2 separate regions of the Homo sapiens genome follow, and region 1 is linked to region 2. Evidence: read pairs that join two places in POLR2A ChIA-PET (ENCODE). Cell type or tissue: GM12878. All regions are shown on one strand.

Region 1 (8,000 bases), 140 kb after region 2:
GGCTCACGTCTGTAATCCCAGCACTTTGGGAGGCCAAGGCGGGCAGATTGCCTGAGTTCAGGAGTTTGAGACCAGCCTGGGCAACACGGTGAAACCGCATCTCTACTAAAATGCAAAAAATTAGCTGGGCGTGGTGGCACGCACTTGTAGTCCCAGCTACTCGGGAGGCTGAGGCGGGAGAGTTGCTTGAGCCCAGGGGGCGGAGGTTGTAGTGAGCCAAGATCATGCCACTGCATTCCAGCCTGGGCAACAGAGCGAGACTCCATTTCAAAAAAAAAAAAAAAAAAAAAAGAGAATTCACCATAATCATGTGGTGCATCTCAGGGATGCAAAGATGGTTCGATATATGCAAATCAATAAATGCAATAGATCACACCAACAGAATGAAAGACAGAAACCACACGATCATCTTAATAGATGCAGAAAAATCATTTGATAAAATTCAACATCCCTTCTTGATAAAAACCCTTAACAAGCTGGGGACAGTGGTGCACACCTGTAGCCCCAGCTACTCGGGAGGCTGAGGTGGGAGGATCACTTGAGCCCTGGAGTTCAAGACCAGCATGGCCAACATAGCAAGATGAGACCCTGTCTCTAAAATAAACAAGCAAAACAACAACAACAAAACCCTCAACGAACAATGTATAGAAGGAGTATATACCTTAACACAATAAAGCTCATATATATGGCAAACCGATATCTAACTTTATACTGAATAGGAAAAAGTTGAAAGCTTTTCCTCTAATAACTGGAATAAAACAAGTATGCCCACTCTCATCGCTCTTATTCAATACATTACTGTAAGTCCTTGCCAGAGCAATTAGACACAAAAAAGAAATAAAGGTCATCCAAATTGGAAAGGAGGAAGTCAAATTATCCCTGTTTGCAGATAGCATGATTTTGCATATAGGAAACCCTAAAATGCTCTACCAAAAAACTCTTTGAACTGATAAACACATTTAATAAAGTTGCAAAAGACAAAATTAACATACAAAAAATTAGTAGCATTTCTATACACCAAGAATAAACTGGTGGAAAAAGAAATCAAGAAAGCAATCCCAATTACCATTGTTACAAAACAATACCTAAGAATAAATTTTCTTTTTGAGACAGGATCTTGCTCTGTTGCTGAAGCTGGAGTGCAGTGGTGTGATCATGGCAAACTGCAGTCTTAACCTCCCAGGTTCAAGCAATCCTCCCACCTCAGCCTCCTGAGTAGCTGGAACAACAAATGTGCTCCAACATGCCTGGCTGATTTATTTTTATTTTTAGTGGAGATGAGGTCTCTCTGTGTTGCCCAGACTGGTCTCAAACTCCTGGGCTCAAGCAATCCTCCTGCCTTGGCCTCCCAAAATGTTGGAATTACAGGTGTGATCCACTGTGCCTGACCTCCTAAGAATAAATTTAACCAAGGAAGTAAAAGGTCTCTACAAGGAAAGCTATAAAACACTGGTGAAAGAAATTAAAGAGGTCATACACACAAAAATTGGAAAGACATTCCATGTTCATGGATTGGAAGAATTAATATTGTGAAAGTGACCATACTACCAAAAGCAATCTACAGATTCAACATAATCCCTATCAAAATACCAATGAAATTCTTCACAGAAATAGAAAAAAAAAACTTAAAATTTATATGAACTATGGAACATTCCAAATAGCCAAAACAATTTTGAGCAAAAAGAACAAAGCTGGAGGCATCAAATATACTACAAAGCTATAGTAACCAAAATAGTATGGTACTGTCATAAAAACAGACACATAGACCAGTGGAACAGAATAGAAATCCATAAATAAGTCCATGTATTTATAGCCACTGACTTTTGACAAAGGTGCTAAGAACATTCAGTGGAGAAGGGGCAGTCTCTTCAATAAATGGAGCTGGGAAAACTGGATATATCTGCATGCAGAAAAATGAAACTAGATCTCTATCTCTCCTCATAGACAAAAATCAAATCAAAATAGATTGAAGACTTAAACAAAAGGCCCAAACCTATAAAACTACTAAAAGAAAACATGAGGAAACACTTCAGGACATTGGTCTGGGCAAATATTTTTTTGGTAAGAGCTTAAAGGACAGGCAACAAAAACAAAAATAGACAAATGGGGCTTACATCAAGCTAAAAAGCTTCTGCATAGCGAAGGAAACAACAGAGTGAAGAGACAACCTATGGAATCAAAGGAAGTATTTGTAAACTATCCATCCAGACAGAGATTAGCAGTCAGAATACACAGGAACTCAATAGCAAAGCCAATTAAAAAATGGGCAAATGATCTGAATAAACATTTCTCAAAAGAAGATATACGAATGGCCAACAGGCATATGAAAATAAATGTTCAACATCACAAATATCATGGAAATGCAAATTAAAACCACAATTAGATATCATCTCACCCCAGTTAAAATAGCTATTAGCAAAAATTGAAAAAAAAAAGATGCTGGTGAAGATGTGGAGAAAGTGGAATGCTAGTACTTTGTTAGCGGGGCTGTAAATTAGTGCAGCTACTTCGGAAAACAGTATGGAGGTTCTGCAAAAACTAAAAATAGATCTGTCATGTGATCCCACAATTCCACTGTGGGATGTGTATCAAAAAGAAAGAAACTTAGTATATCTAAGAGATATCTGCATGCCCATGTTTACTGCAGCACTACTCACAATAGCCAAGATATGGAATCAACCTAAGTGTCCATCCACGAATTAATGGATAAAGAAAATGTGGTATATATACACAATGAAGTACTATTCAGCCATAAAAAGAATGAAATTCTGTCATTTACAGTAACACAGATGAAACCAGAGGTCATTATGGTAAGTGAAATAAGCCAGGCACAGAAAGAAAAATATGGCATGTTCTCACTCATATGTGGGAGCTAAAAAAGTTGATCTCATGGAGGTAGAGAGTGGAATGATGGTTACCAGAGGCTGGGAGGGGCCAGGGGAGGTGAAGAGAGGTTGGTTACTGGGCAAGAAAATACAGTTAGATAGAAGGAATAAGTTCCAGTGTTTGATAGCACAGTAGGGGGACTATGGTTAACAATAATTTATTGCATATTTCAAAATAGCCAGAAGAGATTTGAAATGTTCCCAAAATAAAGAAATGATAGATGTTTAAGGTGACGGACATCTTAAATATCCTAACATGATCATCGCACGTTATATGCATGTACCGAAATATCACATGTACCCTCATGAATATGTACCATTATTATCTACCAATAAAAAATCAAAATCATTAACTTTTTAATTTTTTTTTTTTTTTGAGACGGAGTTTCGCTCTTGTTGCCCAGGCTGAAGTGCAATGGCGCCATCTCAGCTCATTGCAACCTCCGCCTCCTGGGTTCAAGTGATGCTCCTGCCTCAGTCTCCCAAGTAGCTGGGATTACAGGCATGCGCCACCATGCCCAGCTAATTTTGTATTTTTAGTAGAGACGGGGTTTCTCCATGTTTGTCAGGCTGATCTCAAACTACTGACCTCAGGTGATCTGCCCACCTCAGCCTCCCCAAGTGCTGGGATTACAGGCGTGAGCCACCGTGCCGGCCAACTTTTTAATTGTTTATGCCTTTTGGATCAGCAATTCCATTTCTATGAATTTTCCCCAAGGAAATGATCAAAACATATGCAAAAACAAATACAAATGCATATGTGTGTGTATATATATGAATGCTAGTTGTTGCATTGTAATAGAAAAAACAGGAAACACATGTCTGCTAACAGAGGGTATTTAAATACATTATAATACATCTGGACAGTCTCATGCTATGCAAACACCTAGTGAGCTGTATCTTTATGCAGTGATAGGGAAAGATGTCCATAATATTTTATTAAGTGAAAAAGCAAGTTACAGAAGGATATATGCAAGATTTTATTTGTCGTTAAAAATCTCCATGTTTTAAAACCCACTGGAAGATGAGTCCCAGCCACACCACTGCAAGGCTTCCTTAATTGGTCCAATCATCTATTTATTAGAGTGAGTGCAATACAGTTCCTGCCCGCATGGGGGGAAACAGGCTGGGAGGAGGGCCAGGGGCAAGTAAGTGCTAGGAGGGGAAATGGGAGGGGGCTGGGCGGGCACTGTGGGGAGGGGCAGGGGTTCCCAAGGCAACGTCGAAATCTCCAAATACAGTGGGCCTGACGGGGATGACAGAGAGGCTGAAGAGACAGAGCCGTCCTGCACAGTCCAGGCACCACCCTGCCCTGCCACTGCCTGGCGGGCATCTTGAGCTCCAGACCCTTAGCCTCTCCGGGCCCCCCAGTTTTTTCCGGGTAAGAGACTCGAACTGATGCTCTCTAAGGATTCTTCAAGCTCTGAAATTCTCTGCTGACATTTGCCAGCAGCAAGGTTGACTCGAATCTGAAACCTCTGGGGAAAGTGGGGGCCTCTCCCAGAATGGAACCCTCTCTGAACACTTTCCCGGGAGGGACCTTAGACTGTGCTGCCTGTTGCCAGCGTCGCAGGCAGGAGGAGCGCAGTCACTATGGGTGGGGTGAGTGCATGGGGGAGGGAGTGAAAGAGCAAATGTCCAAGGAAGGGCATAAGAGAAGGGCTCCAGCAAGAATGCAAAGGAAGATTTGTCTAAAATGGCTTTTCAAGGCGGTCATGAGCTTGCCTCTAACCCAGCAAAGCGTGTGGAAGAAACATCGGCAGTGAGGGCTCCCATCTCTCATTTCTCAAAGAGCCGAGACTTTCAGCGAGGCCACTTGCCATTCCTGGTAGGTAATCAGATCGCTGTTAATTAATAAAGCTGTCAGGTGGCTCGTCCTCTCTGGTCATTAGTATCCTTTCAGAAAGAGAATCCTGCCATCACCGCCTTGTCCGCCCCTCCGCTTGCCAGCAATTAACTTAATGCTATGCAAATGAGAGGCTCTTCTCATCATTAGCTTATAGCCACGAATGTTAATCGCATAATTGGGTCTTCAACAGGGTAATTAGACACGATTTCCTCCATTAGTCTTACAAGGCTAATTATTGTTGAGCGGAGAGGGGGACTGCTCCCAGGGCTCCAGGCGAAGAGGGGCATCTGGTTAAAGCGAATTCGGGCGCATCGTCCGCCAGGTAAAAACAGCAGTCGCGATCCATTGTCACAGCCCACTGTCCCCACCCATCGTGGGGACCGGGCTAGGGAGGGAAACGGAACCAGGGGAAGGCCTGGGGGGGTCACACTCGTGCCCCTTGCCTGGGTCCTGGGATGCAGACAACGTGGCATTTAAAAGTGAAAGCGGAAACAAACAGCAGCCCCGCCAGCCCGGGCCCGGAGGCCCAGCCCCGCGCCAAGGGCCACCCCTCGGCGCGCTCAGCTTCCCTGGGCCTCTGCTGCTTCCTCAGTGCCATGAGGACCGCGCTCGATGGCGTCCAGGGGCCTCTGGGTTTGACTTTCATGGCTATGAATCTCGGAATGAATAAAGAGCCCAGAACGCTGGCTGGGGTAGGGGGTGGGGCAGGGGCGAGGGGACACCCTGTGGAGGAGCGGGCTGGGAGCGCGGGGGATGCCCCTCGCCCTGCACGCGCGCCCTGCCCCTGGCTGTAACCTGAGCAGCCCGCGTGAGGGTCAGTGGTGACTTCCGGGATTGAATTGGCTGGGAAGCCGGTCCCATTTCAACAGAGACCTGGGGCAGCGCGGTGGGCAGCGGGCTGGGCCGAGATCGAGACCGGGACAAGGCAGGGAAGAGCGGGATGGGTCGGCCCCTTCAAGGGGAGCCCTGGGGCGCAGTGTGGGGCGGTCTTGCTCCCTGTTGACCCCCATTCCCCCTCCCCTGGATCCAGGAACCCAGTGGGCTCTGGAAGCAGCTGCTGAGTGCACGGCAGACCCCCTGGCATGGGGTTACACCTTCTCTCAGGCCCAGCGGTGTGGGCCTCCCCAGTCAGGGAGATGCTTCCCCCATCTCATCTCAGTGGGGAGGGAGCAGCTGGTGGCCTCGGCAAACGCAGCACAGGAGATGGGAGGGTCTGGCTGAGCAGGGGGCCTCAGGAGGCCTCTGGGAAGCCAGCAGGGCAGGTGTGGACTTAGTGCCAGGGTGACCTGAAGACTCTGCGCTCAGCGGCTCAGAGCACAGGAGTCCAGGGACTCCGTCTCAGTCCGAGTCCGTCTCCACTGCCATGATGTGCTGTGTGATGAGGGCAAGACACTCAGCCTCTTGGAGCCTCAGTTTCCTCAGCTGAAAGGTTCGGGTGATGCACCCTTTCCTGGTCTTGCTGGAAGGACTAGGAGGGAAGAGGTAGGCCAGGTGCACAGCCCAGGGCCTGGCCCTCCTGCCCACAGGAGACAAGAGACTATGGAGGAAAGTGCTATGGCAGATGGTGGTCAGGCTTACACTGTGAGAATTATGTCCCTGTCAACAGAACGGGCCAGGAATCATGCACATGGCAGCCCTCTCTGGATGTTTTTACGAGATTCTGTTTATGAAAATGTGTCGCCTTCCCTGGATCGTACAATCCTCCATCTTTATATGCTTAAGCCCCTACCACAGGCTCTCAATAAGGCCATTAAGGGGTCCTTCATGGACTGAAAGGGCGCCTCTTGTAAAGAAACAAACCCCAAGGTGTCACTTGATTGAAATGTGAAGGCAGAATGAAGGTAAGCTGGAGAGTACTGGGTCTCCATCCATCTAGCATGTTCTGACTGCAATTCCCTTCAAAAGGCTCAAGGCTCCCACCTTGTTATGGCGGTGTGGCTCCATTATGAATGGCCAGGGCCATTGACAAGCAGCGTCGTGTGGTGTGAGGTCACCAGAGGGGAAAGGCTAGGACGGAGCTTCCTTTCAGAGCCTGTGTATCAGTCTGTTTTCACGCTGCTAATAAAAACACACCTGAGACTGGGTAATTTATACAGGAAAGAGGATTAATGGACTGACAGTTCCACATGGCTGGGGAGGCCTCACAATCATGGCGTAAGGCAAGGAGGAGCAAGTCACATCTTATATGGATGGCAGCAGGCAAAGCGAGAGAACTTGTGCAGGGGAACTCCCCCTTAAAAAAACCATCAGATCTCATGAGACTTATTCACTATCACAACAACAGCATGGGAAGGACCTGCCCCCATGATTCAATTACCTCCCACCAGGTCCCTCCCACAACACGTGGGAATTCAAGATGAGATTTGGGTGGGGACACAGCCAAACCATATCACCCCAGAATGCTCCTGCCACCACCATCAATGAGAGGAGTTGCTCTTTGAGAGCTCACTGGGTGTTAGACTCTGGTGATTCCCAAATTTTTCTTCCTGAACTACCAGACTCATAGCCCGCTGCAGATGTTGTTAGGGTTGAATTGTGTTCCACAAAATTCACCTGTGAAGCCCTCACCCCCAGAACCTCAGAAGGTGACTGTATTTGAACACAGGGCCTTTAAAGAGGTGGTTAAGTTAAAAGGGCCCTAAAAGGTGGGCCCCAATCCAATCTGACTGGAGTCCTTCTAAGAGGAGGAAATGTGGACACGCAGAGAGGCACCCAGGGCACACGTGCCATGTGAGGATGCAGTGAGAGGCCTCAGAAGAAACCAAACCTGCTGGCACCTTGATCTTGGGCTTCCAGCCTCCAGGACTCTGAAGAAATAAACTTCTGTTAAGATACCTCATCTATGGTACATTGCTGTGGCAGCCCCAGCAAACCAGTAGATTTCTAAGAGGCATCTCAAGCTTATCATGCCCAAAACTGAGCTAGTGGTCCCTCCTCAACCCCATTCCTCCAGCCTCCTCCTCTGGTCATCACAAGGCCAGTCCATTCTTCCTGCTGCCCCAGCAAGCACCTGAGCTCTCTGCAACGCCTCTCTCTCTCACATGTCCTACATCCAGTGTGATAGCAAATCAATGGTACCAATTCTACCTTCAAAAGACTTCTCACCACCTCCACAGCTACCACCCTGGTCCAGGCCTCTGGCACCTCTCACCTGGATTACTGCCAACAGCCCTATACCTGGCCTCCCAGCTGCTACCTTGTCCCCCTGCCTACAGCCCTTTCTCCACCCACTAGGTATCTTTTTACAACATCAGCGGGATCCCATC
Region 2 (8,000 bases):
ACAGCCAATGTAGGGCCTTTCCTCAAACAGAAATTGGGAAGAACAATGCATGACTGCAACGTAATAACCCAGATTCTGATGTCTGTTTAAGTTGATTACAGTGCACCCACGAGGCAGCAGCAGTCCAGGCCCAGGCCCCTCACAAGTGAGTTTTCAGAGCCGACGCCAGTGAAGTGGGGCTCATGCAAGGACCCTCCCTCCTCACGCAAATGCTCTTCCACCACCCTGCAGAGTTCCTCCCCAAAAGACCTACTTCCTCCTTTCAGAAGAGGTGGCGTTATCACTGAGTTGTCTCCTTTCTAATGCGGGATTAAAAAGGGAGTCACGTAAATGCGGGCACACTATTTTTTCCAGACAAGATCATCACAGCAGATGATGGTATTTGTTATGTCTTTAAAATATACCTGACTCCCTAATACTTCGTGCCTTTGCTAATCACTGTTTTCCCTTCTCAATTTTAGCTTTATATCTGAGCCCTTCATAGCAATCTACTTGAATGTGTTATTAGAGAAAAATGAAGAGAGCAGAGAGAGGCACCTCTGCTGTTAACTCTGGCATTAGACAATTATCATTGGGCTCTGCAACTGCTGTCACTCATTTTTCTTAGGAAGAGGTCATGTTAAAGTGAACGAGCATGGGGGAACATCCAGAGAGCTGCGGCCAGGAAGGAATGGGAAAATGGAATTTGTAGCTCTAGAATGGAAGGAAGAGGAAAAGAAGTGTGAAGCGACTGACAGGCTGTTATGGTGTGGTGACTACATTTTCTATTGTGGGGTTACAACACAAAATTCTGAAGATGCTTTCTGCATGTACACAAATTCCTATGACAGAGAAAAGCAGCCACCAGCAGCATTATGACGGGCTCCCAGCCTGTGAGAACAGGGTCAGGGAGGAAAAGGAAACTGGCTGCGCCAGCGGGCTTGCATTTTACCTTCCCCAGGGTTCCTGGTACACCCGCCCTGGTGGGTGTCAGCCTCGATGCTGAAAGGGCAGCAAAGAGAGGCCAGCCAGCCTCCAGCTGAGGGAGCTCAGAACTCAGCCGGAGAAGCAGCGCTGGGTGAAAAGTGACTGACTGATCTATATGAGACTTCTTTCACTAATAAGATACAATATGCACATCTTCCTTAACAAATAAAAACCACTCTTTCAACTGACAGATTGTGTTAAGATAAAGAACACACTGAAGAAAGGAAAACCCAAACTATTATTTTGGCCCCCTGACATTACAACCAGGAGTAGTTTCCTGCCTCCCCCAACACTGAAGGACACACAGCATGTTTTCTGAATGAGCCTCAGTCCGTAAGTGTTCACACTAACAACCTTGAAAGAGTTTTGAAAAGTCTTACTAGCATGAGAGGCAGAGTTCTGCGGATGGGAGACGGGGCAGGTGTGGTGGGGACAGCCACACACGGCTCCTGCAACTGAGTGGGCTGCACCCCACAACAGGCCCCCAGGCTGCCTGCTAGGATGTTTTCATTCCAATGAAGAACGTAGTGCTTTTTTCTAGCACTGTACTTTAGGGGAGAAAAGTGTTGCAGTTTTATTTGATGTTTTACATAAAACACAGGGCTGGGCAAGGAAAAAGAAATAAGACTATCCCATTTACAGCGAGCTGGGCTGTGTGCTCATGGCACACCAAGTCTAGAATCCAGGGCTTTACGCAGAGGTATGAGGTGCTGAACTGTGACACACAAGATGGCAGCTGAATGTCCTGGCTGTGAGTGTAGTGTGGATTTCAACTGCCTCAAAATCATTTCCCCTGGGTTCATCTTCCTGGGGGAGGGAAATTGTGTGATGAGTAAAAAGCATTATTTCTTTAAAAGACAAATCAACTTTGAAGATACAAACCATTAATTGCAAGAAATAAAAGTTGTGAATAAGAGTCCTTTCAGAAGCTGCGAAGATGGTGCACACTTATCTTGCAGCAGGAGAAACGAAACGCAGCTCTCTAAAAGAAAACCAAGTACAACACATCGTCCTATGACTTAGTCTGGCAACGCAATGAAAACTGTCATGTGCTGAGGATATTAAAGGTTTTAGTTTTTGCCACTGGCTATTCTGGGACTCATTTAGGGATCACAAGGGTTAATGGCTCTTCGTCAGCTTACAAGGCCCATTCACTGTAAAAAGCGACAGAAAGTTAATTAGGTGAGACCAGCCGAAACCCCATTCAGGTTTCTGACTCACTTGATTTTGTGAGAAGCCAACGAGTTGACATATTCTGCCTCCGAAGGAGCCAAAATGAGCAGGCTGCTCCCATGGCAGCCAATCCGGGCGGTTCTTCCAATCCGGTGGATGTATTCTGCAGGTGAAGATGGAGCGTTGTACTAAAAAGGGTAACAAAAATGAAGGCATTCATAGATCAAGGGACTGCCATTAATTGGAAGTGCAATACTCCTCACCTGCCTCCAGGTATCCCAAGAATTAAATCCTGGTGCTATGGTTACCCTAACACAATCACAAGGAGAAGTCACCCAACCCTGAAACTCCTGGCTTCATTGGAAATAACAAGGCTCCGACAAGCAAATGTGAACAGTGGCCAAGTTTCCGATAAACGAGACGTCTTCTCATCCCAGTATCTCCTTTTTAATTTTACTTCTCCACAGGTCTCTTCATTTTCTTATTTGCATCTTTTCACTGTGGTGACTGGATGAGGTGAAAATGTAGGCAGGTGGGGGTAAATTTCTCCAGGATGACCACATGACCTTGGCCTACTTCCTTGGTAGACAAGGCCACAGGGTGAGGTGTCCAGAGGACACTGGAGGGTGTAAGGATGAAGGGGCTCCCTGCTCTGTGGGCAGGGTCTACCTCTGATGCCAGGCCACCAGGAGCAGGCCCCAGGAGCTGGTCCCCACCAGCCTGCAGCAGCCCCACTCAGTCCTTCAGAATGACGGCCATTCTACAGAATGCGGGCAGGTGAGGGGCAGGTTCCCTGCAGGTAGGGACATGCTTCTGCTTGCACGGAGAGCACTGCCAACTCAGAGAAAAGAGCAGACTCTATCACTCATTACAATGGATAATGCAAAGCATTGTATGTTTTCTTTGGCAATAACTTTGTCATCATTAAAGCTAATTGACCATCCACTCATTCTTCCCTATGTTTTCCCTTTGATGCTACACATATCAGAGAGATGAGGGCCAAGGTCAATATAATGTATGGGAGGCTAGGCATATTAAATGAATCAATATTCACAATATAAGCTCTAAATGATCAATTCTGTATGTCTGGCCTCCCATACATTAAAATTGTCATTGCCTTATCTTCAGTTCACTCTGTGGCCAGCAGGAAAGAAGACACAATGCCTCCAGTTCTAAAGTGATCATCTGCAGTGAGCAGATCAGACATCCTGGCCAGTGACAGGCATGCAATCCCACTAAAATGTGAATAAACCATGACTCACGTCAACAGGGCATGTCCCCCAGCCCCGACACAAAAGGGCTTAAAAATACCATTCTGTAGACTAATGAAAAGAAAAAACAAAACTAAAACCACCAGACTCTAGTGCTAACACCTGTACCCTCTGGCAAAGCGTCTAAGGCTAGAGGTATGTGTAAGATGCTGTCAGGAACTTAATTGCTCCCTGCAGGTCAACGTACACGGACACGGCTCTCGGACAGCTGAGCCATCTCCTTCTGGACACAATGAGGCCTCCCAGGGACCGAGGTAATTCCCATTATTTTCAGGTTGTTGAAATTTTGGTTTGTGACACGAATTAGTCTAGAAGCAGGAGAGCCTGCCACCTCCCTCTCGTGAACGCACATTCTGGCTGTTTTGCTGCAGTGGTGAGGTGGGCTGGGTTAAGGAAAGATGTCAGGGGAATTGAACAGATAAGGCTGGTTTGCTGCCTGGTTACCAGGGCAACACCCAAGAGGATAATAATAATTATTCTACTTAAAGCCAATGCATCTACTCATGATCATATATTCCTGCCTAAAGCTTACACCTTAACAACTAAAAAATTACCTGAACAATCCACGTGACTTGAGGGAGATCTAAGCCCCGAGCTGCAACATCCTTTAACAAAGAAAAGAATATGGTTTAACACTGAGTTTCTGAACCTTTCTGGGGTCCTGGATATGTTTGATAATTTAATGCAAACTCTGAGAGTTCACCCGCCCACAGTACATGCACATTCGGGCATACACGTATATGCCCAGTACGTGTACACACACACACACACACACACACACACACACACACACACACACACACACACACACAGTCCTGCATACAACTTCAGGGGGCTCAGGGACCTACTGCAGTCCTCTTGTGGTTAAAAATTCTGATTTAGGGGCAAATTCTACAGAACCCATTGATGAGGGAGTCACAACACCCTTTGCTAAAAGAATCCACAGGTTAGCCTAGGAACTTAAACAGTAATTATCAGTTGTGTAATGTAAAGAACTCTGAACTCTTCTAGCATGTTTTATTGATTTACATTTTATCTGAAAAACCACTTGAGGAACACATTCATGGATTATCACCCCCCGCCCACAACCATGAGCAACGCCTAACAAGCTGGCCTTGAGGTGTGTTCTGGAACATCTCCCCTCAAGGCATTCGCTGTGGGAGTGAAGTGCAAAGTATTTACTTAGGATTTTGCTTTCTGGCCTCAGAGAGCAGCAAGGATCTAGTAACCCCCTACCCCCATCTCTTCAGGTAGCTGGATTAGAATACAGGCCAAGCCCATTAATCGCTTCAAAGATTTAGCTAGATAGCTGAAAAACTATAAAAGCAATGGAGATTTATTTTTTAATTTTATGTATCTTTTCAACTAGTCACCACCCAAAGAGCAAAAATTCTCTACTCTCTCTAGTCTCTCACCATTCTAGCAGACCAGAAAGTGGGAATTTCCCTGACTTTAGCATACATCTGTACTCAGCATTCATTCTTCAAGAATAACAGTCGTAACAAGAGTGTCCCAGCCAACATTTACTGAACACTTACTACCCACCACACACTGCGCTGAGACCTTTACCTGCGTTATCTTGACTAATCCTCAAAACAACTATTACCCCCATCTGACAGATGACAAAACCAAAGTTAAGAGAGATAAAGTATTTTGTTCGGGGACACACAGCTGGGAAGTGGAAATAATCCTCGAATCCAGGTCTGCTTTGCTTTTTCAAGGCCATATTATATTATACCGCATTCCACCATCAAAAATGATCCCATGTCCCTCATATGCTGCTGGTGGGAATCCCTATGGCAGGGAATTGGGTAGTATCTAGCAAAATTACATGTGCATTTGCTCTTGACCCAGAGCAGTATCACTTCTAAAAGTCCACACAAAAAAAGATACACTGACAAAAATACAAAATGATATAGGCATGAGGCCATTCATTTCAGCACTATATATAATTTGTAGATCTAGAAAAAAACTGTCAACCAGCAGAAGACAGGTTCAATAAAATACAGCAATATCTCATATAACAGAGTACTATACAGCTATAAAAAGAACAAAGATTTCTATATACGGATATGGAGACTCTAGGATATATTTTGAGTGTGTCTAGTATGCTTGTGTAAGAAGTTGGGAAAATACAAACATATTTGCTCATATTTCAGTAGGAAATAATGGTGGGAAGAACCCCCAAAGCTTAAAAAAACAGTTATCGCCAGGGGAGGAAAAGAAGAGGAAGGACAGGATAAAGATGGAAGCTACACTTCCTTTAATGAACTTTGATACTTTTGACTCAGACCGAAGTGTATTGGCATAATTTAAAAAGATAAACAGCTGTCACTATAGGAAACACAGAGTATCACTTATGACATATTCTCGCCAAACAAAATAAAACCTGAAACCTAGAACCTAAATCTAATCAAGTCTCTAGATCCAACTACTAGTTTACAGGAAGTATGGGAAAGAGGAACATGTTGAACACCGTGAGGACACAATTAGCCAAATCCTGAATGTAGGGTATTCTAAAAGACAAATGATCTGGTTTCTTCAACAAAAAAGTTAAATAAAGGAGGAGTAACGACACCCAAAACACATTAAATAGGCAGATGGAGAACCAATACCATGATAGAGGCTCACAAAACCACCAACTGTGGTTATCTCTGGACAGAGGGATCTAGGGGGATTTTTACTTTTCTCTTTGTGTTTGGCTTTAACAATGAATTCTTATCATTTCCCCTACAATTTTTATTTAGAAAAATTTAAACCTACAGAAAAGTTAAAAGACTAGTACAATCTAGATGAAGGAGATACAGATGTAACTCCTTTACCTAGATTCTGCCACCACCAGTCTTTGGCCCATCTGTGTTCTATCTACGCATGCCCACGCACACACACACATATGCAAGCACATTTTTCTGAACCATCTGAAAGTAGGTTGCAAACATCATGACAATTTAACCCTAAATACTTTAACACATACCTCCTAAGTAAAAGGACACTGATCTACATAACCACACCACCATTATCACACCTCAGAAATTTAATGCTGAATAGCATTTTCTAATAAACAGTCCATATTCAAATTCTCCAACTGTACCTAAGATGTTTTTTTTTTTTTTTTTTTTTTTTAAAGATGGGGTCTCATTCTGCTGCCCAGGCTGGAGTGCAGTGGCACAATCACTGCTCACTGCAGCCTCAACCTCCTGGGTTCAAGTGATGCTCTGGCCTCGACCTCCTGAGTAGCTGGACGACCAGAGGTAAGTTCCGCCACACCCAGCTAATCTAGACTCTTTCTGCCCAGGCTGGTCTTAAACTCCTGGGCTCAAGCGATCCCCCCATCCCAGCCTCCCAAAGCGTTGGGATTACAGGCAAGAGCCACCACGCCTTAAGATGCCTCTTACAGTTGTTTTTCTTTCCTAAACTAGGATCAGATGGTAGGTCACGCACTCCGTTGTGTCTCTGTAGACTTCCTTAGTTTGGAACCACACCCCTGCCTTTGATTGACTTACTTAGTTTTTCGATGTCTGTCATTTTTTAAGAACATCAAAATGTTCCTGAGGACATCGGACAACTGGATTTGTCTAACTGCTTCCTCATGGTAAGGTTGCGGTTAGGCTTTCTGGCACAAACAACCTCAGGGTGGTGTGTGCTTCCCATGGTTCCATGTCGGGAAACACACTGGGGCAGTCTGTCCTGTATGGGTCCCTCTGTTGAGAAGGTGACTTTCTCCTTCGTAATGAGTAAGTAGCTGGGGAGTTACACTTTGAGACCATGCGAATAGCATGGTCCTGTTTCCTAAAACCTTTCACCCAAGGCTTTTAGCATTTACTGATGGCCCTTGTCTGTACTGTTACCTTGATGACTCTTTAAGTCTATCATTCCTTCCATCCATTTCACAGCTCTGGGATACTTTTGTAAAAACAGCCCACCCCCAACCTACTGTTAAGTATCACAAAGGATTCATATGTACATAGCTTTTTTTTTTTTTTTTTTTTTTGAGATGGAGTCTCGCTCTGTCGCCCAGGCTGGAGTGCAGTGGTCTTGATCTCCTGGACGTCATGATCTGCCCGCCTCGGCCTCCCAAAGTGCTAGGATTACAGGTGTGAGCCACCGTGCCTGGCCTGTACATAGCTTTTTTGAAAAACAATAATACTATGCAAAATTTCTATAAGAAACACACTCCCGGTGGGCGCAGTGGCTCACACCTATAATCCCAGCACTTTGGGGGGCCGAGGTGGGTGAATCACCTGAGGTCAGGAGTTCGAGACCAGCTTGACCAACATGGTGAACCCCATCTCTACTAAAAACACAAAATTAGCCAGGCATGGTGGTGCATGCCTGTAGTCCCAGCTACTTCGGAGACAGAGGCAGGAAAACTGCTTGAACCCGGGAGGTGGAGGGTGCAGTGAGCCAAGATTGCGCCGTTGCACTCCAGCCTGGGCAACAAGAGCAAAACTCTGTCTCAAAAAAAAAGAGAAGAAGAAAAAGAAAAGAAACACACTCCTGCTTCCCCCAGCGTCGGAGGCAGGACTTGAGGGAGACACCATCCCACCATCACTCCCCCAGAAGGACCACTGAGGGTACCTCAGGATTTGT

The links. Peaks named below come from ENCODE experiments on the same cell type or tissue, not always from the same donor. Only the 100,000 strongest peaks of a DNase experiment are listed, where the experiment ranks them.
Region 1: POLR2A ChIA-PET joins it to region 2 with 5 read pairs; 4 of 35 experiments call an interaction of 5 or more read pairs at or near these places.

Annotation. Positions count from the first base shown.
Region 1 is chr9:132,765,024-132,773,023 of GRCh38, forward strand. The region is part of intron 11 of AK8 (adenylate kinase 8); the gene reads right to left. Among named protein-coding and RNA genes, the nearest start is that of GTF3C4, 99 kb to the left of the region's middle. RefSeq lists enhancers at 4,949-5,008, 5,119-5,413 and a silencer at 5,279-5,578. In GM12878, a CTCF peak has its summit at 3,998; DNase peaks (open chromatin) are centred at 4,028, 4,528 and 5,224; H3K4me3 peaks cover 1,914 bases; H3K27ac peaks cover 1,086 bases.
Region 2 is chr9:132,628,077-132,636,076 of GRCh38, forward strand. DDX31 (DEAD-box helicase 31) reads right to left here. Exons shown (of 20, transcript NM_022779.9): 15 at 3,965-4,015; 16 at 2,188-2,327. Among named protein-coding and RNA genes, the nearest start is that of DDX31, 38 kb to the right of the region's middle. In GM12878, no CTCF peak of the experiment used is centred here; no DNase peak of the experiment used is centred here.